Linked DNA regions of Homo sapiens: regions 2 and 3 are each linked to region 1. Evidence: chromatin loops called from intact Hi-C (ENCODE). Cell type or tissue: B cell. All regions are shown on one strand.

What was found. A loop is a pair of places that touch in the nucleus more often than their neighbours do. Peaks named below come from ENCODE experiments on the same cell type or tissue, not always from the same donor. Only the 100,000 strongest peaks of a DNase experiment are listed, where the experiment ranks them.
Region 2: a loop joins it to region 1, with 27 times the contacts of the local background. A loop is called at or near these places in 39 of 110 quality-filtered maps.
Region 3: it touches region 1 in a loop (8-fold over the local background); 7 of 110 quality-filtered maps call a loop at or near these places.

What each region holds. Positions count from the first base shown.
Region 1 is chr14:103,675,311-103,683,310 of GRCh38, reverse strand. It overlaps KLC1 (kinesin light chain 1), which reads right to left. Exons shown (of 17, transcript NM_001394837.1): 10 at 7,710-7,759; 11 at 7,555-7,622; 12 at 5,788-5,896; 13 at 3,766-3,927. Among named protein-coding and RNA genes, the nearest start is that of XRCC3, 36 kb to the left of the region's middle. In B cell, CTCF peaks have their summits at 3,497 and 3,700 (motif pointing right); a DNase peak (open chromatin) is centred at 3,760; H3K27ac peaks cover 1,172 bases.
Region 2 is chr14:103,567,434-103,575,433 of GRCh38, reverse strand. It overlaps COA8 (cytochrome c oxidase assembly factor 8), which reads right to left. Exons shown (of 5, transcript NM_001370595.2): 2 at 3,614-3,811; 3 at 1,264-1,327. It also overlaps the pseudogene RNU4-68P. Among named protein-coding and RNA genes, the nearest start is that of COA8, 8.5 kb to the right of the region's middle. In B cell, CTCF peaks have their summits at 3,036 and 3,236 (motif pointing left); a DNase peak (open chromatin) is centred at 3,213.
Region 3 is chr14:103,603,324-103,611,323 of GRCh38, reverse strand. No RefSeq gene overlaps it. Among named protein-coding and RNA genes, the nearest start is that of KLC1, 22 kb to the left of the region's middle. RefSeq lists enhancers at 3,654-4,053, 4,094-4,143. In B cell, a CTCF peak has its summit at 4,098; DNase peaks (open chromatin) are centred at 3,893 and 4,033; H3K4me3 peaks cover 951 bases; H3K27me3 peaks cover 2,928 bases.

The DNA.
Region 1 (8,000 bases):
TAGTCCCTACCGTGTGTACCTAAAGAAGAGAACTGTCCTTCCCTGGACAAACCACCCACCAGGTCGAGACTCCGATCCGGACGCTCCCTGCACATTACCAGGGTCTGTCACCACCCGCTTTGCTTCTCAGTTCTGTGTGACACCAACGCCCAGGGCCCACAGGGGACGATTATCATTAACCAGTTTGTCCTTTCTTTGACCACATAACTCTTTGTTTTCAATGTTACTTATGAATATTGAGAAAAACTGAGCCGAATATCTGGTGTATGTGGTTATTATAACTTAATCAAAAGCTGTCACATTCATTCCTGGCAGTCACTTCTGCTGAAGCTGTAACTTCCCAACAGGGAGGCACAATGTTTTTCCCTATGGTAGTAGTTTTCAACCTTTTAAAAAGCATTAAAATGCCTTCTAGGCTGAGGCAGGAGAATCGCTGGAACCCGGAAGGCAAAGGTTGCAGTGAGTGGAGATTGTGCCACCTAACTCCAGCCTGGGCAACCTCCATCTCAAAAAAAAAAAAAAAAAATACATATACATACATATACATATATATATATATAATTGAAATCACATTTTCTCATTATACAGATAACAGGTATAGTTGTTTTTTCTTTTTTCTTTTTTTTCTCGAGACACTCTTGCTCTGTCACCCAGGCTGGAGTGCGGTGGCGTGATCTTGGCTCACTGCAACCTCTGCCTCCAGGTTTCAAGGGATTCCCTGCCTTGGCCTCCCAAGTAGCTGGGATTACAGGTGCCTGCTACCATGCCCAGCTAATTTTTGCATTTTTAGTAGAGATAGAGTTTCCCCATGTTGGCCAAGCTGGTCTCAAACTACTAACCTCAAATGATCCACCCGCCTTGGCCTCCCAAAGTGGTGGGATTACAGGCATGAGCTACAGCAACCGGGCACAGGTATACTCTTTTTTTTTTTTTTTCTTTTTGAGACAGAGTCTTGCTCTGTCACCCAGGCTGGAGTGCAGTGACGTGATCTTGGCTCACGGCAAGGTCCGCCTCCCGGGTTCACATCATTCTCCTGCCTCAGCCTCCTGAGTAGCTGGGACTACAGGCGCCCGCAACCATGCACGGCTAATTTTTTATATTTTTAGTAGAGAGGGGGTTTCACCGTGTTGGCCAGGATAGTCTCGATCTCCTGACCTCGTGATCTGCCCGCCTCAGCTTCACAAAGTGCTGGGATTACAGGTGTGAGCCACCGCGCCCGGCAAGGTATAGTCTTAACATTTACCTCAACACCTATGTCTCTATTTTAACTTAATTGCATAATACTGAAAAAAATCTTGATGCACACAAGTAAGTGGCTACAGTGGTAACGGTTTGCTTTGCAATCTCAGGGAAATTTTCACTTAAACAGAAACAGCATGAGAAACTTTGTTCTAACATCTATATAAAGACAAACTAATGTGCTGACCTGAACCGTGTTAATATTTAAATCAGACAACAGTTAAAATGGGCCCCTTTTACTGTCTCTAATTATCCCTCAAAAAAGTTGATTAAAAATTAATACCTATGTGCATACTGCCCTACCATTTAAAAAATAAGAAAAGTCGGTGGTTTATGCCTGTAATCCCAGCACTTTGGGAGGCCGAGGCGGGCAGATCACGAGGTCAGGAGTTAGAGACCAGCCTGGCCAACATGGTGAAACCCTGTCTCTACTAAAAATAAAAAAATTAGCCAGGTGTGGTGGCGCACACCTGTAATCCCAGCTCCTCAGGAGGCTGAGGCAGGAGAATTGCTTGAACCAGGAGGCAGAGGTTGCAGTGAGCCGAGATAGCGTGACTGCACTCCAGCCTGGGCGAGAGAGCAAGATTCTTGTCTCGGGGGGGAAAAAGTGTACTTTGAAAAGAAAATCAAAAGTTGGTCGAGTTTAGCATTCTGCCTTCTCAGAACCTTAGAGTTGTGGGGTTGGAGGCCAAGGCCTTCCTCTGAAGACTCTGAGGCAGCCTCAGCTGCCCACCCAGTGAATTCACTCATTTTATCTAAGACTCCATCTGAAGAGGGGGCTGCCTCCATGCACAAAGTGAGTCTAGGAACCACTGCACTGGATAATTTAAAACTCAAACTGTTTTGGTAGATCACCCGTGGCCAACGCACCCTGGGATGAATTCCATCAAACCTGCAGAGCTATCAGGGGACACACCAGATACACAGCCTGCACATGGCCTATAGAATCAGGTGTCCAAAGTGAGAAAGGAAGCGTGGAAGGAGGAAACCAGCAGGCGTGCAGAGGAGCAGCTGCTTTCATCCCCAGCAGCGACACTTCCAGCCCGCGGGCCTGACGGGGACACCTGCCCACGAACCCCCTGCAGGGGACACGAGTTCTCCTTCCTCTCCGAGTCCATCTTTAAGATGGTAACAGAGCTCTGAATCGTCACCATTTTATCATCAGATGATTTCATGTCAACATGGACCTAGAAATACTGTCTCAAGAGAAACTTCCTCCAGAACTTCATTCAAGAGGATCACAATCTGCACCCTGGCTCCTACAGCCTAGATAAAGGACTTGTCCTTCTATACGAAGCATGCAGATACGACAGCAACCAAGAGAAGAGTACAGTACACAGTTCTGACAGGATGCGGGCGACAGGGAGGCCTGCGGGCCAGGATTTCAGTTTAGACTACTGCCCAACTGGGGTTGAGTGGGCAAAGCAGATGCTGATTGGTTGTCTTGGCACAGAGAAAAACCAAAGCAAGAAAGCTGCCAGATAGACAGTCAAAGAGAATGTTCTCCCTCAAATTTTGCTACTAACATTTTTTATAAAATATTTATTTAGAATGCTAGCTCCTACCAAATTGCTATAGCTATAGAAAATCCTAAAGAATAAAAGGATTTACATTGTAAGAAAGCCCAAAACTACAATTTGGCAGAACATCTGTAGAATTATAACTAATCAAACTGTACTACGGCAACTTCAAAAAACCAACTGTGCCCCTAGATGAGTCAAATGCCGCCTTCAATTCTCCCTGACAAAAGTAAAATACCAAAGACATCAGCTTATGTATCAAAAAAAAAAAAAAAAATCCATGTGCTAAAAAATTCACTGGAGAAAAAATGTCCAGAAGGCCACATGGTCTTTGGCAACCACTGGATAAACAGCAGTGGTTAGGAATTTCCAGGGGCAAACCAGTAAAACCCAGAGGGGGCCCTGTGCAGCCTCTCAGGCACATGGCGGGCTGGCAACCAGGAAGAGCCAGCCCCAAAGATCTGGACGCCCTCTCAGGGGAAATGCAGGACGCTCAGGACTGAGGCAGGACATCAAGAGAGCAGCCATGTAAGCTCTTGTTTCTGACCTGTTTTCTAAAAACAAATTCCACTTAAACAGCATCTCCCTTTAAAGCATTTCAACTCATTCTAACAAAATCTAGAGCAGCCTGGTCAGTGAAGTTAGGAGCACTGGAGTTAGCAATGAAATGGGTGAGTTAAAGAAGCAAGTTAGTTATCTGCCACACTGATCCCAATATTAAAATGAAACCAGACAGGGATCATGCTTTAAATAGCCAGGACACTCAATCAGCATTTAAGTGCTCAAAGTTAAGCCAAACAGCTTTCATGGATTCCTGAGAAGAAAATTACCACTTTAAACAAATAACAGACTTCAGTATTAGCAGAAGTGAAGAACTTACAGAAAGCTTAATTGGCACTTAATTTGAGAAAAGCAGAAGGTCTAGCACATGAGACAGGAGGAAGGCCTGGCAAGCGCCACTTGGGGGCGCCTCCCGGAGCACGTGCCCGCTGTGTACTGTACTTACCCCGTTCCACTCTACGCTCATACTCACTTCCTCCCCTCCGTCAGGGCCACTCTCGTACTTGACCACGTCCACGTTGAGGCTCTCACGGCTCCTGCGCTTCTCCATGTTCTCAGGGTCATTGAGCACTTCTGCCACCCTCTGTTTGTGAACATTGTCAAGACCCTGTGAGCCAGGCAGGGGAAAATGGTTTGACCCATTAGCACTTAAGATTTTCTTAGGTATTTCTGAGATACTTCGCTAGAAAAAAAAAAAAAAAACAGTTCTTAATCACTGGAGGGAAAAACATTGGAAGAGTGGTTCCTTGGAGGGGGTGAGGGTGGAGGCGGGGAACTGGAAACACAAAGGACCCCTCAGAGGAACAGTGATGGGGCTGGGATTGCACAGGGTGTGTACCCGTGTTCAACTATTCTGGGTCTATACCTAGGACTGCAACTGCTGGGTCATGTGGTTTTCTAAGTTTAACTTTTAGATAAGCCATCAAACTTCTCCAATGCCTGAACCATTTTACATTCCCACCAGCAAGAAGACATGAGACTCCAGCATCTCCACCTCCTCACCAATGCCTATTTTCCATTTGTTCGCTTATTATAGCCAGTCTAGTGGGGATGAGGTAGTATCTCACTGTGATTTCAGTTAATATTTCTATAATGACTAAAGATGTTGAGTATCTTTTCATGTGATTGTTGGCTATCTGTATATCATCTTCAGTAAAATGTGTATTCAGGTCCTTTGCTCATTTTTTAACTGGGTTGTCTTTTTGTCTGGATACCAAAACCTTATGAGATACATCATTTGCAAATATCTTCCCCTGTTGCATGGGGGTCTTTTCACTTTTTCTTTTTTTTTTTCTTTCTTTGAGACAGGGTCTCGCTCTGTTGCCCAGACTGGAGTGCAGTGGTACCATCTAAGCTCACTGCAACCTCCAGCTCCCGGGTTCAAGCGATCCTCCCACCTCAGACTCCCAAATAGCTGGGACCACAGGCTTGGGCCAACACACCTGGCTAATTTAAAAAAAAAAACTTTTGTAGAGACAAAGTATCACTATGTTGCCCAGGCTGGTTTCCAACTCCTGAGCTCAAGGGATCCTCCCACCTCAGCCTCCCAACGTGCAGGAATTGCAGGTGCTCAGCACCACACCCAGTCCCCTTTCACTTTCTTGATGATGTCCTTAGATGCACAAGAGCTTTTAACTTTGGTGAATCCAACAGATCTAGTTTTTATTTTGCTGTTCATGCTTTTGGGGTCATATTCATGCTATTTTATTTTATTTTATTTTAATTTTTGAGACGGAGTCTCGCTCTGTTGCCCAGGCTGGAGTGCAGTAGTGCAATCTCGGCTCACTGCAACCTCTGCCTCCTGAGTTCAAGCGACTCTCCTGCCTCAGCCTCCCCAGTAGCTGGGACTACAGGCTTGTGCCACTGCACTGTGTTTTTAGTAGAGATGGGGTTTTTCCATGCTAGCCAGGCTGGTCTCGAACTCCTGACCTCAGGCAATCTACCCACCTTGGCCTCCCAAAGTGCTGGGATTCAAGTGTGAGCCACTGTGCCCAGCCTCATGCTTTTTTTTTTTTTTTTAAATTGAGACGGAGTCTCGTTCTGTCACCCAGGTTGGAGTGCAGTGGCATGATATCGGCTCACTGCAGCCTCCACCTCCCAGGTTCAAGCGATTCTCCTGTCTCAGCCTCCCGAGTAGCTGGGATTACAGGATTACAGGCGTGTGCCACCACGCCCAGCTAATTTTTGTATTTTTAGTAGAGACGGGGTTTCACCATGTTGGCCAGGCTGGTCTTGAACTCCTGACCTCAGGTGATCTGCCCACGCTGGCCTCCCAAAGTGCTGGGATTAAAGGTGTGAACCACCACGCCCGGCCTCATGCTCTTTTAAACAATATAACTTTATTTGTTCAAACTAAAATAATCAACATTTTCTATTTCTAAATCAAGCTTTCAATAAAATTCATGTAAAAGAGAAGCATTCAATTCAAAGTTCCCATGGGCCGGTTAAGGACAGAAGTATGACTAACCTGTTTACGAGACCTCATAGCAGCTTCTTCTAACGTTTCTGCAGCTTCAAATTTGCCTTGACGTCTGTAAAGTGCCCCAAGGTTTTTTAGAGTGGTTGTAACAGTTGGACTGTAAGAAAGCACATGACATACAGAACTATGACATATAAGCTCTGAACAACCACTATCAACAGCACATAATCTAAAGAACTAACAGACTTCTGTTTTGGCTTGAATATATTTTAACTTTCTCTTGTACTTTTCTGAAACTGTAAAATTGTAAAGCGTTCTTCCCTCTCAGGTAGCTCTACCTCCCATGACCCTGGCCCGTCCTGTAGACAGCCCCTGCAGGCCAGGCTAACACCACACTCCATCCAGGCTGAGGCGGCTCTCACAGACCACTGGCCACTCTGTCAACAGAAACATCTGGGCCAGGTCTGTGTGGTATCAGCATGCTTTCCCTGGAGACGACTTGGTCTGCGCTGACAGTAACGACGAACAGTGCTCTGAATGTTGCTGCTCACGTGCTGCCGTCTCCCCTCAAGTACCCGGGAGAAGACAGCAAAGCAGAACCTCCTTATCAGTGGGGTGTGAGGGCAGAGGATAAATGCTTCATGTACCAGGGAAGCAATAAGCAGATGGCCGAGAGGACGGCTGTGTTTCTGTGTTCTTTCTTTCTTTCTTATTTTTCAAACTGTATCATTGAGCTTGATGTTTCTGCATTCTTGATAGAGCAGACTTACTAAAAAAATTATAAATAAACCTAGATTCATTTTAGCATAGATAAGTACTTCGAGAGAGTTCTGTTCACTTACTTACAATAGGCATTTTGGGTACAGAAATAAAGAAGCTATTTTCTATGTCTCTGAAACAAGTAATCTATGGTAAGTGCTATGGGAGCCCTAGAGAGAGTTCAGAGAGTTTTCTGAAAATAGATGAATGGTAGGCTGAGTCTTAAAGGATGAGGAAAGTTAAGAGTGGAAAGACACAGTGGCTCACACCTGTAATCCCAGCACTTTGGGAGGCCGAGGCGGGTGGATCACCTGAGGTCAGGAGTTCAAAACCAGCCTGGCCAACACGGTGAAACTCTGTCTCTACTAAAAATACAAAAAATAGCCAGGCATGGCGACAGACTGTAGTCTCAGCTATTCGGGAGGCTGAGGCAGGAGAATCACTTGAACCTGGGAGGTGGAGGTTGCAGTGAGCCATGATCACGCCATTGCACTCCAGCCTGGGAGACAAGAGCGAAACTCCATCTCAAAAAAAAAAATAGAGTGGAAAGACAGCCAAACAGGTGAGCCACCTGGACCCAGGGACAGCAGCCATCACAGAGGGCAGTCTGCACAGGCTCGGGCTCAAGAGGCAAGGCTCTCGGGCCGGCCACGGAGGGGCCTACACTTCCCTCTGCAGAGGACAAGGCCCCATGGGCTGTGAGGAAAAGGAGTGTGTGTGGATCTGTGTCTCCAGCGCTGTGTGTGAGGGGCTGGCTTTCCCAGGCCTGCTGGCATGCTTCTCATGAATTTACTGTATGGTTTCTGCCATTAAAAGTAAAAGTAATGGCAAAATCGCAATTACCTTTGCACCAACCTAACATGATAGTGGGTTTTATACATGTAAGTGATCTCATTTACAAGGTTAGTGGGGTTTTTTTAATTGGAATTCGGGAAAAACATGGGACTGTGCACTTAAGGAACACTACACATTGGTCATTTATAAGCTGCCCTGTAGAACACAATTACCTTCCCCCTGCTTTTTGGTTTTTCCAGCCAAACGCAATTCCAGACATACCTATCAACTTTGCAGGCTTTGTACCAGCCGCCATACTCTCCAAAAGATGTCCCATCCTTTTGCTTTCCCTAAATTATAAGAAATAATTTCAAATGAATAATTATCTTGAATGCAGTATATACAATTTAGAAAATCTCAAAATAATAAATTCTTACTTTGCATTCTTCTCTTTCTTCAGCATGCATCCAGATGGGTTTATTTTCATCTAGGGAAGAAAACACAGCATACAGGTTGAGCATCCTTAATCCAAAACTCCAAAATCTGAACTGCTCTAAGGGGAATTTCCTTTGAGTGTCAAGTCGGCACTCGAAAAGTTTCAAACTTTGGAGCACTTTGAATAATGGGATATTTAACCTGTACTATAAATGAAGGATAACAGAGCCTGCTAAGTAAACTAGAAATCATGAAGCCTCTGTGGTTTTTTATTTTTTTGAGATGGAGTCTCA
Region 2 (8,000 bases), 110 kb after region 1:
AGCTCCCTGTATGTTTCCCTTCCTTAACACATCCTGTCCTATTACCAAATTCAGTTTCAAACCTAATTTAAGGCCAGCCTTTCAATACTCAGCAAAGCCATCAATAGGATTCTGGGACCTTAGTAAGAATCAAAACAACTTCTCCCATCTGTTAGGAGAGTGGCTGTCTCCAAAGCCCTTCCAAGCTATGAGCCGACCTAGTCCTACCTGATATGATGACAGACCTATGGACACGGCACATGTGGTGTGCACACAAGCACACACACATGTACACACGTGCACGTACGCACACACATGCGTACACACGCACGCATACACGGCCAGGTCAGCATGGAATGCGCTGACAGCCATGGGGCGCGGCGAGGCCCAGTAAGGCTTTGCAATCCGACTCCCGACGTGAGAATCCAGGCCACGCCACATTCTCACTGTGCAATTCTGGTGAAGCCTCAGGTTGCTCATCTATAAAATGGTAAAGATAACAGTATCTACTTCATTGGGTCACTGTGGGAAATGCAACAGGTGATATATGCACAGGACTTGCACAGTGTCCAGCACAGGACCCAAAACTGTGAGTGCTCATTCTCATGCTTACTGCTGGATGCAGCATCTGCTCCAGCTCTGCCCCACAAGACCCCACCTCTCCAGGGCCCGCAAGACCCCACCTCTCCAGCAGCCAGCAAATAGCAACAGAGGTCCTGGCATGGGGGTGACTCAAGCTCCTGGCCCTTTATTCCAAATGAATCAGGTGAGGCAAAGGATTAGTAGGAATGGCACTTTAGCCCAATGACAGACTTGGCTTTTGGGGTCGATGATTTTGGATTTTCTATCAGAACAACTTTTTGGCAGCAGACATCTGTTTAACGAACAGCATGAGATGTTATTCAGGCCTAACACTGACACCAGGAGAAAATAAGGAGAGGCTATTTTGAGCACTGAACTGAGATCAGGAATCAGAAGAAAAGCTGCTTTGGAGGGAGAAGCTGCAAAGGCTGAGACCTCAGTACGAAAGTCAAAGGTCAGAGGTTGGTCATCCATCATAACCACCTAAAATCCGGAGAGAAAGGAGGGAGCTGAGATTGGAGAGCCATGCCTGGGAACTGGGTGTGCAAGAGAACTTGGACAGGGGTGTGCCGAGCACTGCCCCAAAGCAGGCCAAGGACCGCCCTGAACTTCCCCACCTCTCTCACCGCCCTTCCTTTCCCTTTTCATGGACTAGCTCAAACGCAAAGAAAGCAAAAAAAACAATCAAACAAACACACTAACCTGATTCAGTTCTCAGGCCCAGGCCTTTAGTTTTTAGTCTTGAGTGAATAAATTCTTCTTTTTCCTTAAAAAAAAAAAAAAAAAAAAAAAAAGGCTCTCAGAACTCCTTTCTCTGTCTTTCCATTTTTCTTTGGCTAGAGCACAGCTCACGGTGTACTGGAGAAGTTTAGATGTGGATTTTCTGAGAAGCTAGTGACCCATCTCAAAGCTCGTTTAAAACCCTCTGAATGTGGTTAAAAGTTTTGTGCTTGAAACAGGATTTGAGAAGATGTTCAATAAACTTTGGGAGACGCTGTTTGTTTATAAATCCACAGAATAGGTCAGGCACAGTGGCTCACACCCATAATGCCAGCACTTTGGGAGGACGAGGTGGGTGGATCACCTGAGGTCAGGAGTTCCAGACCAGCCTGGCCAACATGGAGAAACCCCGTCTCTACTAAAAATACAAAAATTAGCCCAATGTGATGGTGGGCACCTGTAATCCCACCTACTTAGGAGGCTGAGGCGGGAGAACTGCTTGAACCCAGGAGGCGGAGGTTGCAGTGAGCCGAGATCACGCCACTGCACTCCAGCCTGGACAACAGAGTGAGACTCTGTCTCAAAACAAAAACAACAACAACAAAAAAAACCCTCCACAGAATATGATAAATATACCCCACCAGACATAGCCCACTCAAATGGAAAGTCAAAGTTTAAATGTTGCCGGGCACGATGGCTCATGCCTGTAATCCCAGCACTTTGGGAGGCCAAGGCAGGCGAATCACCTGAAGGTCAGGGGTTCAAGACCAGCCTGGCCAATGTGGTGAAACCCCATCTCTTCTAAACATACAAAAATTAGCCGGGTGTGGTGGCGGGCGCCTGTAATCCCAGCTACTTGGGAGGCTGAGGCAGGAGAATCGCTTGAACCAGGGAGGTGGAGGTTGCAGTGAGCTGAGATCATGTCACTGCACTCCAGCCTGGGCAACAGGAGTGAAACTCCATCTCAGAAGAAAAAAAAAAAAGTTAAATGTTTTTCTTCTGGTTTAGACTATTTATACTTCTTTCTTACACAGTTTATTTATAAGTATCCTGTTAAGAATTTTGAATTCTCTGCTGGGCATGGTGGCTTATGCTTGTAATCCCAACACTTTGGGAGGCCGAGGTGGGCGGATCACGAGGTCAGGAGATCAAGACCATCCTGGCCAACAGAGTGAAATCCCATCTCCACTAAAAGTACAAAAATTAGCTGGGCACGGAGGTGTGTGCCTGTAATCCCAGCTACTCGGGAGGGTGAGGCAAGAGAATCACCTGAACCTGGGAGGTGGAGGGTGCAGTAAGCTGAGATCGCACCACTGCACTCCAGCTTGGTGACAGAGCGAGACTCCGTCTCAAAAAAGAAAAAAATTTTTTTTTTTTTGAATTCTCAGGAAGAATGACAACACATCACAAAAACGGGTTTCTTTTTGAGGGTCTCACTCCTGTCACCCAGACTGGAGTGCAATGGCGCGCTCTCGGCTCATTGCAACCTCCGCCTCCTGGGTTCAAGCAATTCTTGTGCCTCAGCCTCCCAAGTCATGGGGATCACAGGCATATGCCACCACACCTGGCTCATTTTTATATTTTTAGTAGAGATAAGGTTTCGCTACGTTGGCCAGGCTGCTCTCAAACTCCTGGCTTCAAGTGATCCACCCCTCTCAGCCTCCCAAAGTGCTGGGATTGCAGAGCCATCATGCCCCACCTAAAAAAACCGGTATTCTCATAAAGATAAACACACACACCTATGTGTGTAAAACATGTACTTCTAGTTCTGGCTCTGCTGCTCACACATTGCATCCTTCAAAGTCTCAAGATCTGTGGTTCTACGAATGACCATTTCTTATATACAGTTACATATTAGTTTTTAAAACTATATGCATATATGTACATACAGTGCGGGGGATGGACTGAGACCCAGTACTACCACGTAACAAATAGCAAAGCAATATACTAAACACCTAGCACCCTCAAGTGGCCAACTGTGTTATTTCTCATTCTGATCTAAAACTTTTTTTTCTTTTTTTTTTTTTGAGACGAGTCTGGCTCTGTCACCCAGGCTGGAGTGCAGTGGCGCAATCTCCGCTCACTGCAAGCTCTGCCTCCCGGGTTCACGCCATTCTCCTGCCTCAGCCTCCCGAGTAGCTGGAACTACAGGCGCCCGCCACCACGCCGGGCTAATTTTTTGTATTTTTAGTAGAGACAGGGTTTCACCGTGTTAGCCAGGATGGTCTCGATCTCCTGACCTCGTGATCTGCCCACCTCGGCATCCCGAAGTGCTGGGATTACAGGCGTGAGCCACCGCACCCTTCCGTTCTGATCTAAAACTTAAACTTACCTTACTAAAAGTCAAATTCTGGTTTGCCCAGAACTGTTGATTCCATTCTTGTGTTTCTTGTCTTAATTTTCTAAGCTTTTGTTCCAATGGAGATTCATTTTCAGGTATGTAAAAGTGAACAGGTCGAAGGTTTGAATATTTATCTGGGGGTCCTATCCAATCATGGCAAGACTTTCTTGGAGGGCAGAATCTTGAGACCTTTAACAAAGTAAATTGGATTAACATATGACAAAATGAATCTCTAGTATTATAAAATGTACAATCTGGATTTATTTATTTACTTAGAGACGGAGTCTCGCTCTGTTGCCAGACTGGAGTGTAGTGGCGTGATCTCAGCCAAAGTGCTGGGATTACAAGTAGGAGCCACCACACAGGGCCTAGTTTCTGGTTTAAATAATAACAGCCCTTTCCCGAAACTCAACCACCTTTGCTAAGCTTTCTTTTTTTTTTTTGAGACAGAGTCTCACTCTGTCGCTCAGGCTGGAGGGCAGTGGCGAGATCTCGGCTCACTGCAAGCTCCGCCTCCCAGGTTCACGCCATTCTCCTGCCTCAGCCTCCCAAGTAGCTGGGACTACAGGCGCCCATCACCACGCCCGGCTAATTTTTTTGTATTTTTTAGTGGAGATGGGGTTTCACCCTGTTAGCCAGGATGGAGCTAAGCTTTCTTAAGCTAATGAGAGACCCTACCAGGCTAGGAGGAGGTGAGGAGTCTGAATTCTGGTAAGGTGCCAGCCATCATTCCAGAGGTCACAAGATCTGCAACTTCTCCAATTACTCCTGCATCTCTATTGCAGAACCTAAGATTGGCTTTTTGAGATATCTTTTCAGGTTTTTTGCAAGTCCAACGTGATGGCTCCTCCTGGACCCGCCCAGAAGCCACTCGGCATGCAGGAGGATGAGTCCCACACCCCTGTGATTGCACCCAGACCAATCGGCAGCAAGCACCCATTGCCTAGCCACCTCCACCCCTTCCTCCAAACTATTTTTGAAAAAATCTAGCCCCCAGATGCGAGGAGAGACTGATTTGAGTAATAACTCTTCCATGTAGCATGGCTGGCCTCACATCAATTAAACTCTTTCTTTTTTTTGAGATGGAGTCTCGCTCTATCGCCCAGGCTAGAGTGCAGTGGTGTGATCTTGGCTCACTGCAACCTCCGCCTCCCGGGTTCAAGCGATTCTCCTGCCTCAGCCTCCTGAGTAGCTGGGATTATAGGCATATGCCACCACGCCCGGCTAATTTTTGCATTTTTAGTAGAGATGGGGTTTCACCATGTTGACCAGGCTGATCTTGAACTCCTGACCTCAGGTGATCTGCCTGCCTCAGCCTCCCAAAGTGCTGGGATTACAGGCGTGAGCCACCGTGCCTGGCCCTAAACTCTTTCTTTACTGCAATGCCATGGTCTCCATGAACTGGTTTTGTTTGTGCAATGGGCAAGAAGAACTGTCAGGGAGTTATAGTGGGGGGACCCTGCTATTCAAGACCTGAAACTATACTGCTCATCGTCAGGGTTAAAATACACTGATTTGATGCTGGATCAATTTAGGAATCCTTTTTAGAAAGTAAAGGCAGGATTGCAATACAGACCTTCAACATTTTACCCATCAGTCTAAAAACTATATACAATCACCAAATATCCCATTAAAAAAATAAAACCTACATTTCTAGCCAGGTGCGGTGGCTCACGCCTGTAATCCCAGCACTTTGGGAGGCTGAGGTGGGTGGATCACCTAAGGTCGGGAGTTCGAGACCAGCCTGACCAACATGGTGAAACCCCATCTCTACTAAAAATACAAAAATTAGCCATGCGTGGTGGCCGGCACCTGTAGTCCCAGCTATATGAGAGGCTGAGCCAGGAGAATTGCTTGAACCTGGGAGGCAGAGGTTGCAGTGAGCCGAGATCGCACCACTGCATTCCAGCCTGGGCGACAGAGCGAGACTCCGTCTCAAAAAAAAACAAACAAACAAAAAACCAAAACCTAGATTTCTACAAATGTTGACTTTTATTATTTTTTTCCTTATCATACATTAAAGGACTCAGAAAATGTTCATGGGCTTCTCCCCCAAGTCTTTGCATCTGTGATATTTAGCTGTTGGTAGAAACTAAGGTGAGTCCCACCAAAGGGACGGCACCACGGTCCACCCCCCTAGACTGTGGCCCAGGACGGCGACTCCTTCCCTCCTCCGAGCTGACCCGGGTGTCTGCAGCTCAGTGGGTTTCGCGCTAACCGTGCATGACCACTGTCCAGGGCTGCACCCGCTCTTTTCTGCTCACAGGCTCCCCATCAGGAAATGTTAAAGGAGCCACCTAATAATTAGCTGCTTTTTCTAGCTGCCCACATATCACAAAGCAAGCTCAGAGAGGTGTCAAGTGTGTTCGGCTACTTTTCCATATTTATCTACCAGTTATCACTCACATAAACTGCTTTACGGATAAAGCTGGTGTACCGATATTTTCAAATCATTGTTTGCCATTATAATGTGAGAGATGTTATCTTCCTTTGTTCTTCCCTATAACCACATGTTTCTGCCTTTATTCACGGAGGAGCTACTATTTAAAAGCGAGGACAAGCAGCTTGGGGGAGGAAAATGTCCTTTGGTAAGAGGAAGAGCCCTTTGTAGTGCGAATAATTACCATAATTGCTAGTTTCCACAGTACAAGCCTATGATTCATGGTGTCCCATTGGCTATGCTGGGGACAGAAGGCTCTTCCATCCGGCCCTCATGTCTGCGGGGAGGGCACGCTAGACCCTCACAGTCTCCTGAGAAGCAGCCTCAGTTCTGCCCTTGTCACAGAGAGGCACATGTGCATTCCTACTGGTCAGGCCGAATCTGCATCTTTGGGTCTGGGAGGGGAGTTAACCTTCCGGTTCTTGTGAAAATCTTTTTTCAGCCGGGCGCGGTGGCTCACGCCTGTCATCCCAGCACTTTGGGAAGCCGAAGCAGGTGGATCATTTGAGGTCAGGAGTTCGAGACCAGCCTGGCCAACATGGTGAAACCCCGCCTCTACTTAAAATACCAAAAAATAAGCTGGGCGTGGTGGTGTGCACCTGTAATCCCAGCTACTTGGGAGGCTGAGGCACAAGAATTGCTTGAACCTGGGAGGCGGAGGTTGCAGTGAACCAAGATCGTGTCACTGCACTCCAACCTGGGTGACAGAGTGAGACCCTGTCACTATATATATATATATATATATATATACACACACACATATATATATACGTATACATATATATATATATACACACACACGTATATATGTGTGTATATGTGTACATGTGTGTGTATATGTGTATGTGTGTGTATATATATGTATACATGTGTGTATATATATGTGTGTATATATGTGTGTGTGTATGTATGTATGTATGTGTGTGTATATATATATATACATATCTCCTTTCTTCTTAACTGTAAATTGGCAGGCTGGAGAGCCCTACACCAGGCTTCTCCATGCTGGCTCTGCAGGCCAGGCCTGCCTCTCCAGCCCCCTCTGCTTTTACTAAGCTCCTGAGTACTCCACCAAGGAGCACTCCCACCCCAGCATCTCTCCCTCCAGAAGCCAAGATTCGGAAGGGGAGACACTGAGACGTTTCTCCTGCACCCTATTCCTGGAAGTGCCCGTACATGACACAAAGCTACCATGGGGAAACCACCAGGGAATAATGAAGAGAAAAATGTTAGCAAGCTCTTAGCGTTCTTGCTTCCTGTTCTAACTCTCAGTTCTATAAAGGCTTTGAGTTCCCATCTGAGAAGGAGTCAGGAACTTCATATTTACTGAGGGTTAGGGTCCCCAGCCCCCTATTCTACATGGATGCTAGACAAATCCGCAAACCCGATCCAGCAATATAAAAGAAGGATAATCCACCAGAAGGGCAAACACTAGAAAGTCAATGAAAACAGTCTCCTAATTTCAGGAATGCCAACGAGATGGGAGAGCTATCCAGGCTGGAACACTTTCACCCAACGCTGGAGTGACCACAGCAGGAAGCCACCCCTGCTGTATACATACGTTAATTATTTTTATTATCTTTAAGGCCCTAGTCAACCATCTCTTTCCCACCACCAACAGACACAAGGCCTGCACCTCAGTATTGTCTAAAGATGATTAGACAATTTGTCTAAAGATGATTTGTGGGCTGGGCTTGGTGGTTTACACTTGTAATCCCAGCACCTTGGGAAGCCGAGGTAGGTGGACTGCTTGAGCTCAGGAGTTTGAGGCCAGCCTGGGCAACAAAGTGAGACCCCATCTCTATAAAAAAAATTTTTGTTTTCAGTCTCTGTAGAGACTGTCAAAAATTGCCAGTGCTGACTATATTGCAAGTCATCACGGCAGGGTATTGGGAAAAGTTTTCAATTATCAATAATCACACCTCAGATAAATCTCAT
Region 3 (8,000 bases), 72 kb after region 1:
CAACAGACAACCCACCAAACTGGCATTCCAGCTGTTCTCCTTTTGCCACACTGCCCCTCCTCAATCCTGCTTTTTATGCCTTGGGAGGCCTTCCCTGCAGACTGCTCTCCCAGGCTCCTTCAATGCCTGGCTTCTGATTGGGTTTGCCCTAAGAAGGAGGTATTAATTTGTAGGGTTGCTGTAGCAAAGTACCACAAACAGAGTGGCATAAACAATAGAAATGTATTGTTCCACCGTTCTGGAGGCCAGAAGTTCTAGATCACGGTGTTGGCAGGACCATACTCCCCGTGAAGGTGCTAGGGAAGGATGTGATCCCCTGGTGTCCTAGCTCCTATAGTTCCTTGGCTTGTGACAGCATAACTCAAAATCTTCACATGGCATTTTCCCTGTGTTCATGGCTCTGTCCACACTTCCCTTTTTTTTTTCTTTCTTTCTTTTTTTCCTTTTTTTTTTGAGACAGAGTTTCACTCTTATTGTCCAGGCTGGAGTGCAATTGCCTGGTCTCAGCTCACTGCAACCTCTGCCTGCTGGGTTCAAGCAATTCTCCTGTCTCAACCTCCCAAGTAGCTGGGATTACAGGCACCTGCCACCACGCCCGGCTAATTTTTGTACTTTTAGTAGAGATGGGGTTTCACCAGTTTGGTCAGGCTGGTCTTGAACTCCTGACCTCAAGTGATCTGCCCGCCTCAGCCTCCCAAAGTGCTGGGATTACAGGCGTGAGACACTGTGCCCGGCCGAGTTTCACTCTTGTCACCCAGGCTAGAGTGCAATGGCGCAATCTCCGCTCACTGCAACCTCTACCTCCCAGGTTCAAGCAATTCTCCTGCCTCAGCCTCCCAAATAGCTGGCATTACAGGTGCCTGACACCACGCCCCACTAATTTTTGTATTTTTAATAGAGATGGGGTTTCACCATGTTTGCCAGGTTAGTCTTGAACTCCTGACCTCAAATGATCCACCCGCCTCGGCCTCCCAAAGTGCTGGGATTATAGATGTGAGCCACCATGCCCAGCTCACGTCACCCCCTGCCTCTTTTTTTTTTTTGAGACGGAGTCTGGCTCTGTCGCCCAGGCTGGAGTGCAGTGGCGCATCTTGGCTCACTGCAAGCTCTGCTTTCCAGGTTGAAGCAATTCTCCTGCCTCAGCCTCCTGAGTAGCTGGGACTAGAGGAGCATGCCACCACGCCCAGCTAATTTTTGTATTTTTATTAGAGACAGGGTTTCACCATATTGGTCACGTTGGTCTCGAACTCCTGACCTCAGGTGATCCACCCACCTCGGCCTCCCAAACTGCTGGAATTACAGATGTGAGCCACCATGCCCGGCCCACATTTCCCCTTTTATAAGGACACCAGTCATGTTGGATTAGGGGCCTCCCCTACTCTAGTAGGACCCCACTTTAATCACATCTGCAATGACCCTAGTTCCAAATAAGGTACTAACTGGGGTTAGGACTTCAACATATGAATTTTGGGGGCACACAATTCAACCTGTAACAGGGAAGCCCAGGAGGAGGCCTGGGTGGGAGGAGAGAGCAGTCCATGTATTCAGTCCCCTCCCCTCTCCTCATTTCCAGCCGAAGGGGCATCTGGCATTCTGGCTGTTCTCCTTTTGCCACACTGCCCCTCCTCAATCCTGCTTTTTATGCCTTGGGAGGCCTTCCCTGCAGACTGCTCTCCCAGGCTCCTTCAATGCCTGGCTTCTGATTGGGTTTGCCCCAAGAGGTGGGTATTAATTTGTAGGGTTGCTGTAGCAAAGTACCACAAACAGAGTGGCATAAACAATAGAAATGTATCGTTCCACCGTTCTGGAGGCCAGAAGTTCTAGATCACGGTGTTGGCAGGACCATACTCCCCGTGAAGGTGCTAGGGAAGGATGTGATCCCCTGGTGTCCTAGCTCCTGTAGTCCTTCCTGACTGTTTCTCTCACCAGGCAGCTCCCATCAGGTGCCATGCCTTCCCCTTGTCCCTTTGGCTTCTCTCTGTTCCTAGTCTCTGGGCACCCTGATATCCTTGGTTTGTTTCCAAATCCCTATTCACCCATCTGGCCCTTTCAGTCAAGTCTCCTTCAATCCCTCTGGGGGGAATCCTATTTCTTTTTTTTTTTTTTTTTGAGACAAAGTCTCACTCTGTCGCCCAGGCTGGAGTATAGTGGCGCAATCTCAGCTCACTGCAACTTCTGCCTCCCAGGTTCAAGTGATTCTCCTGCCTCAGCCTCCCAAGTAGCTAGGATTACAGGCACCCGCCACTACACCTGGCTAATTTTTGTATTTTTAGTAGAGATGGGGTTTCACCATGTTGACCAGGCTGGTCTCAAACTCCTGACCTCAGGTGATCCACCCTCACCCTCCTCAGCCTCCCAAAGTGCTGGGATGACAGGTGTGAGCCATCGTGCCTGGCCCAGGAATCCTATTTCTTGCTGGAATCCTAGATGATTCAACTGGTTAAACTACAGAAGGGCTGTTGGCTCATGTAGGCACCCAGATGAGCAGGCTGTGGTTGCCCTTGAGCTCCCGGACCCTACACTGGGGGTCCCTACAGCTTTCTTGGCTCTGCCTCCCAGTGTCTGCATGGCTGTGTGGCTGGAGGTCAGTCTGGCTCCTCTGTAGAGGCAGAAATGGCCAGAGCAGTTCCAGACGTTGTATCTGCAGTCCCCACTGTCCAGCAGGAGAAGCTTGTCCCCCAAAGCATCGATAATGCCCCAGGCTTCACTTGGATTCCACCTCCCAAGGTTACCAGCCCACCTTGGACCCTTGTCTGTGGCCAAGAGAATGCCAGGCACTGCTTGGCTTAGGCCCACAGGCCCCCCCAGGAACACACTGTAGCAGGCTGGGGATGGGCATGCAGGCTGGGGCGGCCCAATCCTCTCAAGTGTTCTTTGAGTTCACAAGCCCTGTTCCTTGGGGTGGCACCTCTACCCCCAGAGGCAGGGGTGGTGTATGGGAGACACCTCCATGCTCCCACCCACCTCTCCTATTGTTAAACTCCTCCAGGATGAGTTCTCCTCCAGAGACCCCACCTTCTCCACCCCCACCCCGGCCGGCTTCCCTTTTCCCTCCCCCAGCAGCCCTGCCTCCTGTCTACTGAGGAAGCGCAGCTGTAGGCACTATTCCCACTGTTTTCTTTCTCTCTCAGCAGGTTTCTCAGCCCCCGAGGATTCACGATCATCTTTGGGAGGAGAGGGCCACTCACATCCTCCCAACTAAGCTCCATGTTGGCCAACTGGGACCACACGCCTCGGGCAACGTCCAAGGGAAAGGCGATCTGGGGGCAAGAGGCATGAGGTTCGGGCACCTCCAGCAGAGGCGGACTTCCAGCCACGGCCCCCACCTGGGCAGAGGGAACGTCTCCAGACCTGTGGAAACAGGAGGAGGGCAGAGCCGACGGTGGGAGGGGGGTCGCATTCAATTGTCCCAGTAGAAAGTCCTGATAGTGCCGTTCAGCTCAGCTCTGCAGGGCAGACCCAGACCCTGAGTAAGGAAATGTGCGAATGGAGATATCCTGCAAAGGGCTTAGGTCATATTGAAAAGGAAAAGCGCAGCCTTCAGAAAGAAGATGGGTGGGGGCGGGGGCGAGCTGACCCTGGTGGTCTGGGGTCTCTATTGCTTTCAGCCCGTGGTTCCCGTCTTCACAGAACCTCGGCAGTCACGGCCACGCAGCACAGAACACTGCTCACCATCTCTCGTAAGCAGCAGTCAGAGCAGGTGCAACCCATGTCACAGATGGAGAAGCCGAAAGGGGACTTTGATGCGGGCCCTCGGCTCAGATCTCACACTGCCCCACCCGTCACCGCTGCGGTAAATGAGGAGACTAAGGCTTCTACCAGGTTCCAGCTCTGGAGTCTGGCCTCAAGGAGAGGCTGTCAGCAACGCCTCTAGCAGCTTCCATCTATCAATTCCTTCCAGAAGCTGCTGAACACACGGGCTCCCCGCCACCAGACATAAATCTCCGCCTCTTTTTCCGGGACTGCACATCCACCCAGTCTCACTTCCAAATGCTGATGAGTTCCTGCTGTTCTTGCGGACACCAGCTGTCATTCTGGAAAGCACGTGTTTCCTGCGGCTGCACCACAGCACCACACGCTGGGGGCTCAGGACGACAGGGGTTGATTCTCTCTCTCAGTTCTGCGATGGAAGTCCGGAATCAAAGTGTCAGCAGGGCTGGCTCCCTCGCTGCGGTTTCTGCGGTTCCACCGGCCCTTGGTGCTCCTGCGCTTGCAGCTACGTCCCTCCAGCCTCTGCCTCCACCTCATCTGCTCTTCCCTGCTGTGTGTCTCTGTGTCTTTCAGGGCCCCACCCCAAATCCAGGAGGCTCTCATCCCTAGACTAGCCTGGGCAACACAGTGAGACTTTGTCTCTAAAACAAATGAAAATTTAAAAATTAGCAAGGTGTGGTGGTACACACCTGTAGTCCCAGCTACTTGGGGAGGCTGAGGCTGTGGTGGTGAGCCAAGATAGTGCCACTGCACTCCAGCTTGGGTGACGGAATGAGACCCTATCTAAAAGAAAAAAAAAAGAAAGAAAAAGAAAGAGAAGGAAGGAAAGAAAGAAAAAGAAAAGAGAGAAAGAAAGAAAGAAAGAGAGAAAAGTGAATGGTGGGTGGGGATGGGGAGTGCCTGCCTAATGGGTACAGCGCTTGTTTGGGGAGATGACAAAGTTCTGAAGATGGACGGTGGCGAGGCTGCCATGAATGTACTTGGTGCCACTGAACTGCACACTTTATTTATTTATTTTTATTTATTTATTTTGAGACGGAGTTGCATTCTATTGCCCAGGCTGGAGTGCAGTGGTGCGACCTCGTCTCACTGCAATCTCTGGCTCCTGGCACCCAGGTTGGAGCGCAGCGGCGTGATCAGGGTTCACTGCAGCCTCGACCCCTTAGGCTCAAGAGATCCTCCCTCCTCAGCCTTCTGAGTAGCTGGGACCACAGGCACGTGCCACCCTGCCCAGCTAATTTTTTAATTTTTTGTAGAGATGGGGTCTCCCTGTCTTGCCCAGGCTGGTTTGTTTGTTGTTGTTTTGTTTTGAGATGGAATCTTGCTCTGTTGCCCAGGCTGGGGTGCAGTGGCACAATCTCGGCTCACTACAAGCTCCGCCTCCCGGGTTCATGCCATTGTCCTGCTTTAGCCTCCCCAGCAGCTGGGACTACAGGCGCCTGCCACCACACCCAGCTAATTTTTTTGTATTTTTAGTACAGACGGGGTTTCACCATGTTATCCAGGATGGTCTCCATCTCCAGACCTCGTGATCTGCCTGCCTCGGCCTCCCAAAGTGCTGGGATTAGAGGTGTGAGCCACCGCACCCGGCCAATTTTCTAATTTTTTGTAGAGATGGGGTCTCCCTGTGTTGCCCAGGCTGGGTTTTTGTTTTGTTTTGTTTTTGTTTTTGTTTTTTGAGATGGATTCTCACTCTGTCACCCAGGTGGGAGTGCAATGGCGCAATCTTGGCTCACTGCAACCTCTGCCTCCTGGGTTCAAGCAATTCTCCTGTCTCAGCCTCCCAAGTAGCTAGGACTACAGGCACGTGCCACCACACCCTGACAGGCATCCTGCCATGACCCTATCAGAGAGATTGCTGGGCCAGACCAGGGCTGCACTGGACACCCAGACCACCAGGGACAGGGGAGGAGGCACTGAAGATACACTGAGGCTCTTTTCAGCATCAGATCCTCTGCCCAGAACTGTGTTCCCAGCACACTGACCAGCCTGTCACATGCCAGCCCATGGCTGCTGGTGCTCCTCAATCTGGGTGTGGCTGGTGGGGAGGGGTTGGGGGAATAAAACAGACAGACAGACAGACAGATCTTCTCTAGGCCTTTCTGCCTACCACTCCAGCTTTTTTCATGTTAATCTTTCCACTCCGAACCAAACCCTGGATCTGCTTTGATGGCAAACTCAGGTCTTTGGGTCAAGTGTGTGCTTGGCTGGAGGTGTGATGTTGTCAGCGGGGGTGGGCCCAGAGGAGCTCATAACCCCTAAATACCTGGACAGAAGGCCCCCTGGCCACCTCCTCCTATAGCCTTTCCTGCACTTTTCCACCAAAGGCCTGACTCAGGATAAAGTGAAGACAATTATTCTTCCCAATCAATAGCTGAGGAGCTCAAAATGCAACTTGAAGCACCCTGAACACTTCTGGGATATTGACCAACCCATTTTCAACAGCATAAAAGGAAAGAGATGACTTTCCTGGCAGACCAGTGAGGTGAGCGGAGTGTCTGAGCTGGGGTACTGCTGGGCGGAAGGAAAGTGGGTGGAGAGGGGGGGTGGTGGCCCTCTTCTTTACGGCTCTATTCCTAGGGGTACAGCAGGGCCTGGCACGCAGGAGGTATTCGGAAGTATCCAGAGAATAAGTCACCAAGGACCCTGCTGTCCTCCCAGGAACGTAAGTGGACCCCTCATGTACCTTTTGTGGTGAAGGGTCACTATTCCCAGTCTACAGCAGCGTCTGAGGCTCAGAGGGCTCAAGTGGCATAGCCGAGACTGGGACTTGGCTTATCTGTCTGCAACAGGTGTCTACCTGCTACACCACAGATGGACCTGGAGGACCTGTGCTGAAATAAGCTAGTGAAATAAGCCAGCCACAAAAAGGCAAACACTAGGCTTGAGGTCCCCAAAGCAGGCAAATTCATAGACACAGGAAGTGGCATGGTGGTTGCCAGGGACTGGGAGTGGGAGCTGGGGAGTTGTTTAAGGGAGACAGAGTTTCAGTCTGGGAAGATGAAAGATTTCTGGAGATGGACGGTGCTTGTACAACAGTGTGAGCGTGCTCAGTGACAGTGGCCTGTGCACTTGAAAGTGGTTAGAATGGGCGGGGCGCGGTGGCTCACGCCTGTAATCCCAGCACTTTGGAAGGCCGAGGCGGGTAGATCATGAGGTCAGGAGATGGAGACCATCCTGGCTAACACGGTGAAACCCCGTCTCTACTAAAAATACAAAAAGTTAGCTGGGCGTGGTGGCGGGCGCCTGTAGTCCCAGCTACTCGGGAGGCTGAGGCAGGAGAATGACGTGAACCCGGGAGGCGGAGCTTGCAGTGAGCCGTGATTGCGCCACTGCACTCCAGCCTGGGTGACAGAGCGAGACTCCGTCTCAAAAAAAAAAAAAAAAAAAAAAAAAAAAAAGGAAAGTGGTTAGAATGGAAAACTGTACACACGCACTGTCATATTTATTTATTTACTTATTATTTTCTGAGACAGAGTCTCACTGTGTCCCCCAGGCTGGATGCACTAGCTCGATCTCGGCTCACTGCAACCTCCACCTCCTGGGCTCAAGCAATTCTTCCACCTCAGCCTCTCAAGTAGCTGGAACTACAGGAGTGTGCCACCATGCCCGGCTAATTTTTCTATTTTTAATAGAGATGGGGTTTTGCCATGTTGGCCAGGCTGGTCTTGAACTCCTGGCCTCAAGTGATCCACCCCCACAGCCTCCCAAAGTGCTGGGATTACAGGTGTGAGCCACGAAACCCAGCCTATTTATTATTATTATTATTTTGAGGCAGAGTTTCACTCTTGTCACCCAGGCTGGAGTGCAGTGGGGTGATCTCAGCTCACTGCAAACTCTGCCTCCCGGGTTCAAGCGGTTCTCTTGCTTCAGCCTCCCAAGTTCCCAAGTAGGTGGGATTACAGGCATGTGCCACCAAGCCCGGCTAATTATGTATTTTTAGTAGAGACAGGGTTTCTCCATGTTGGTCAGGCTGGTCTTGAACTCCCAACCTCAGGTGGTCTGCCCGCCTCGGCCTCCCAAAGTGCTAGGATTACAGGCATGAGCCACTGTGCCCAGCTTTTTTTTTTTTTTTGAGATGGAGTCTTGCTCTGTCACCCAGGCTGGAGTGCAGTGGCATGATCTCGGCTCACTGCACCTTCGCCTCCTGGGTCTCCTGGGTTCAAGCCATTCTCCTGCCTCAGCATCCCCAGTAGCTGGGATTACAGGCGCCCACCACCATGCCCAGCTAATTTTTGTATTTGTTTTGTTTTGTTTTGTTTTGTTTGGTTTTGAGACGGAGTCTCACT